Linked DNA regions of Homo sapiens: region 1 is linked to region 2. A link is an interaction called in ENCODE POLR2A ChIA-PET data of the cell type or tissue named here. Cell type or tissue: Panc1. All regions are shown on one strand.

Region 1 (2,500 bases), 160 kb after region 2:
ATTTTAAGGGAAACAGCAATATCTGCTAGACAACATGCAGACTGCTAGCTGAGGTTTCAACATTACATTCAACATTAGATCTTTTTGCATTTCTTTAGATGACATCATATCTCTGCAAAGCTGAGTTTTCAATAGTTGCCGTGATAAAAAGCAAAAACCAGGCAGGGCATGGTGGCTCACACCTGTAATCCCAACACTTTGGGAGGCCAAGGTGAGTGGATCACCTGAGGTCCGGAGTTTGAGACCAGCCTGGCCAACACGGTGAAACCTTGTCTTACTAAAAATACAAAAATTTGCTGGGTGTGGTGGCGGGTGCCTGTAGTCCCAGCTACTAGGGAGGCTGAGGTAGGAGAATGGCTTGAACCTGGGAGGCAGCAGTTGCAGTGAGCCAAGACTGCACCATTGCACTCCAGCCTGGGTGACAGAGCAAGACTCTATCTCGAGAAAAAAAAAAAAAAGCAAAAAGCAAGTGAAAATCAATGTGGAACAGACCATGAGGGTGGCAGCATCCAACCTACTTCCAATGTTTGAGAACCAACAGGTGTTGTTACAACATAAGTATTTAAGTTGTTTGGTCCTCACTCCTTAGTAAACAGGACTGTTAATTAAGTTGTTTGTTTTGGCCTAGGAGTGCTGTGAAAAATGTGACAGTGGCACTAAGGGAATTGTGACCCAAGAGCATGAGACCCTCTGTACTATTTTCTCTGTTTTACACATGGGGAAACAGAGGCACCTTGGGGTTGCTTGCCCAGCATCACAGAGCTAGGAAGCTGGGGTCTGAGCCTAGCACAAAGCAACATGGCCTTCAGGAATGGATCTACCATTAAATGGCTTACCAGAGACTATTTAAATGTGTGATGGGTAAATATTTGAAACCAATTATGTTCTGGACAAAGTATCAAAAGATCTGCTTTGCCAGGCAGGGTGGCTCACACCTATAATCCCAGTACTTTGGGAGGCTGAGGCGGGCGGATTGCTTGAGCTCAGGAGTTCCACACCAGCCTGGGCAACATGACGAGACTCCATTGCTACCAAAAATACAAAAATTAGCCAGGCGTGGTGGTGCACACCTGTAGTCCCAGCTACTCAGGAGGCTAAGGTAGGAGGATCGCTTGAGCCCAGGAGGTAGAGACTGCAGTGAGCCATGATTGCACCACTGCACTCCAGTGTGGGCGACAGCGTGAGACTCTGTATCAAAAAAAAAAAAAAAAAAATCTGCTTAAACTTCGCATCCAAAAGTGAGTGTCCTGTAGTTTAAGAAAATTCTAAAAGACCCAAGTATAAAGTGAACACTCTCTTTATAAGGAATAATCTGAAGACAAATCTTGCCTTGCATTCCACCTCCTGCCACACACCAAGCTCTTCTCAGCCTCGGCACGGGCTGTCCTCCGTGCAAGGACGGACCCATGTCTTCCTCAGGCTTCCAACCTCAGCTTGCATGCTGTCTTCTCCCCTACCCACCCAGCCATTTTTCTCCATTTCCCAGGAAATACCACTGTGCAACTTATAATTACCCTGTTAATTAACTGATTTATTAGACTGTGAGCTAGGTATTGCTGGCCCCTCACATGGTGCCTAGTGGTGGGTACAATTCTCGATGTTCTCTCCACCCCCTGAGCCCACAGGGTCAAGAACTAAACACCAGCAGCATGGGGGAGCCGGTCCTCTGTATCCTCCACCGTCTCCCTGGGAGGCCCTTGACGCATACACCCTCACTCCAGATTCCAGAGCATATGTAAAAACCTCAGGAAGCCAGTTCCCAGAGAGCTCCCTAGGCCAGGGACGAGCACTGACGTGTTTGACGAAGGGAGCGCTGGCTTTTTCCTAATCTCAGTGGCCACTGCCCCCAGAATCACTTTAACAATAGAGCTTTGACTGTCTCCCTCTGGAAACTCAGATGGGGTTTGGCCAAGACTATTCTTATTTTAAAACACTTATTTTCTGAAATGGTAAACTTTTGTGGCTACTGAAAACAATTAAAACCAAGAGAAATCCATAGAGAGATGGAAGGGGGTGAGTAATTATTATCAACAAAACCAATGAGAGGGAAAAAATGTATTGGGCCAAAAATCTAATAAACTAAGTATGAGAATTCTGGAGCAGCTCTGCAGGAAGCAAATTACTCTTCTGCATCTTCACAGACAATACACGCGAGAGGCAATTTATTAACTTGAGCCACATTGGCCTCAACATTAACCCATATCCCTAAAGTACTTAACTCTCACCCAGGAAACTGCTTACTTAACTTGCATTAGGACACACAGGGCCAAGTGCAGGTTTGCTATTCACAGCTTCAAATTCAATTTAAAGGGATCCCTGTTCCAATTTCCTGTAGAAAGTTACTCCATGTTCTAATACATCAGTGTCAGGAAACACAGCCTTTACTTAATTTCTTCTCAATATTCATACAACCAGGGATCACCCACAGCAATTTCTCCTCCTTTGTGTGCCTAACAGCAATGATGGGGCTCTTACTTTTCATCTTTTCAAGTGCCAGGTG
Region 2 (2,500 bases):
TTCCCACAGAGGGCCGCATGGAGGATACAGCCTCCAAGGGGGAGGGCAGTGGTTGCCCCGAAGGCAATGGGTCAGAGGAGGATTTGAGCTACAGCAGCATCAAAGCCAGGCTTCAGGCTCTAGAATAGGCTTGAAGGGCAGGGGCTGCCTGTTCCCTGCCTGTCTCTTGCCCTGCCCAGCCCCCACTGCTCCACCAGGGCAGCTCAGCAACCTCCCCTGCCTTTCCCCCCAGTTCCCTTCTGGGGGTGGGGGGAATTCCCATCCAGGCCTTTTAGAAGGGCTGAAACATTCAATGTAAATAATTAATGCTAGATTTTTAAAATTAAATTTTAATACATTCTTATTAATTTTAGACAAACTCCCTGGCAGGTCATTCGCCGTGAGTGATTGAGGTTGGCAACCAGAGACAGCCTTTGGGTGGGAAAGGCTCCTGAGCAGTGGGGTCCAGGCGCAGCTGGGCCCCTTCAGCTGCGGGATCTCCAGCAAGCCTCTTCTCTGTTGGAGCTTTGCTCCCGCATAGGGGGTCCGGGGCTTCCATGGCAGAGCTGTGGTGAGGAGCCGTGGGAAGCGCTATGATGTGTAAGGGGCGGTGGACGTTATTGTTATGACTACCGTGGCCATTCTGCTGAGGGTGGCCTCCCAGGACCGGAGGGGGGCGGAGGGGGTTTTCCTCATTAGCCCCTGGAGAGCAGAGCTTGCTTCCTCTGCTGTCCCCTCTCTGCTTTGTCTGCTGTCCCCTCTCTGCTGGAGAACTTAGCCCAGAGCTAGTGAACGAGTGGGTGTCCGTGGATGGAGGAACACTTGGATTTCTTGGGTTTGGTTTGATCCTGGTTCAGGTCTGACCCTCTGAGTGGACGGCTCCTCCCACCCTGCGCTGGCTCAGCGCAGGCCAAGCCTGCTGGGTGCTGGGGGTGTCCTGGTGAGAACACAGGGCTCCTGCCCGGGAGCTCACAGCCAGGAGGGGAAAGGGCCAGGAAAGACAGGCTCCAGTGCCGTAGGATCCAGGCATGCACTGTCCGTGTTTATTGAGCGCCTGCTGTATGCTGGGACCTAGCATGAGAAGCGCTGTCATGGGGACCCGGAAAGGTGGGCCTGGGGAAGAGAGCGGTGTGGGGGTCGCGCTGGCCGGCGGCAAAGTCTTCCCGGCAAACTCCTTGTCTTGCAGGAGGAGGGTTTATGGAGGGGTCCAGGCTTGTGGTCTTGGACAACTTTTAGAGCGTCTGGGGAGGGGAACCGCCATCCGGGCGCCTTAGGGATCCCTTCCCCTGAAATTCCTTCCCCCACCCCAGCCGATCCGCAGCCCGCGGGTGCGGAAGGGCAGTGGAGCGCCTCGTCCAGCTGCCTCCCCCTTCCCCCCAGCTTTCAGGTGAGGAAACTGAGGCCGGGAGAGCGCCGGAAGGCCGGCCCGAGCACCCGGGAAGTTGGTGGCCGAGCCTGGCCGAGGCCCCGGGGCCGGGCCTTCTAGCTTGGCGCTGCGGCCGGGCTGCGCCCTCGCCCGGCGGGGCGGTGGGGGAGGCGGCGTGGGGCCCGGACCCGAGCGGAGCGCGCTCCCGGCGGACGCGGCGGCGGCGCCCGGCGCGAGGGGCCGGGATGGGCAGTCATCAGTCTTCCCAGGTCTGTCGCGTGGTCCCTGAGCTCGGACCCCTGTCCCCCTTGAGTGCCAGTCACGGCACAGAAAGACGGGCAAAGCCCCGGGGAGCGGCCTCTCCCGGGTGATAGAGAGCCCGCCCGGCGCCCCCAGCTCCACGCAGGAAGTGCGATCCCGCCCGGGCCGCTCGCGGTCCCCGTCGCTCGCCCGCGCCCACAAGGTTAACGGCGGCGGGTGGGTCCCCCTGCCCGGCGCGCGGAGGGGCTGCCCGGCTGAGCGGGGCTGGGCAGGGAGGGTCTCCAAGCCGCGCGCGGGCGGGTCTGCGCAAGCAAGGCAGGGAGCCCCGCCGGCGAGCCGGGCGCTCACGGGTTAATCCCTGGGGCCCGGGAGGGGCAAGCCAGGCCCAAAACCCCAGAATCTGAGGGCAGCGGGTCCCTGATTGAGGAGTCGAGGCTCCAAATGCCATCGCCCTCGGATTGTGTGAGTGTCAGGTTCTGCAATCCTGCACGGCCCCGAATTCCCCAACATTCTCCGACTCGGAGGTTCTGCGATTCCGGGGTTCGGCTTCCTCCGGGAGGGAGCGCGGGGCAGGAAGGGTTAACGGGCGGGGCGGGGGGAGCAGCGGGGCCGCGGCCGCCGGAGAGTTAACGGGGACAGGCCGAGTCCCCCTCCTCCGGGCGAGGCCGAGATCGCCCCTGGCCGGGCCATCCCGGGCCGGCCCCTTCTTCGCCCCGGGGGGCGTAACTCGGTGCGGGGAGCGCGGCGGCCCGGGCGGGCTCACCTGTTACTCGGCCGCGGCCCGGCGCGCCCACTGAGTCACGGGGGCCGCGGCCGGGACTGGAAGCTGGGGACGCGCGGCGCCGGGCTTCCCACGGACGGGGCCCCGCGGGGTTGCCCGGCCGTGCCCGCTGT

Evidence for each region. Peaks named below come from ENCODE experiments on the same cell type or tissue, not always from the same donor. Only the 100,000 strongest peaks of a DNase experiment are listed, where the experiment ranks them.
Region 1: POLR2A ChIA-PET joins it to region 2 with 6 read pairs; 2 of 35 experiments call an interaction of 5 or more read pairs at or near these places.

Annotation. Positions count from the first base shown.
Region 1 is chr14:100,409,496-100,411,995 of GRCh38, reverse strand. The region is part of intron 2 of WDR25 (WD repeat domain 25); the gene reads right to left. Among named protein-coding and RNA genes, the nearest start is that of WDR25, 34 kb to the right of the region's middle. RefSeq lists enhancers at 1,129-1,628, 1,629-2,130. In Panc1, no CTCF peak of the experiment used is centred here; no DNase peak of the experiment used is centred here; H3K27ac peaks cover 78 bases.
Region 2 is chr14:100,568,013-100,570,512 of GRCh38, reverse strand. All of the region lies in intron 1 of BEGAIN (brain enriched guanylate kinase associated), which reads left to right. Among named protein-coding and RNA genes, the nearest start is that of BEGAIN, 18 kb to the left of the region's middle. In Panc1, no CTCF peak of the experiment used is centred here; no DNase peak of the experiment used is centred here; H3K4me3 peaks cover 1,976 bases; H3K27ac peaks cover 1,816 bases.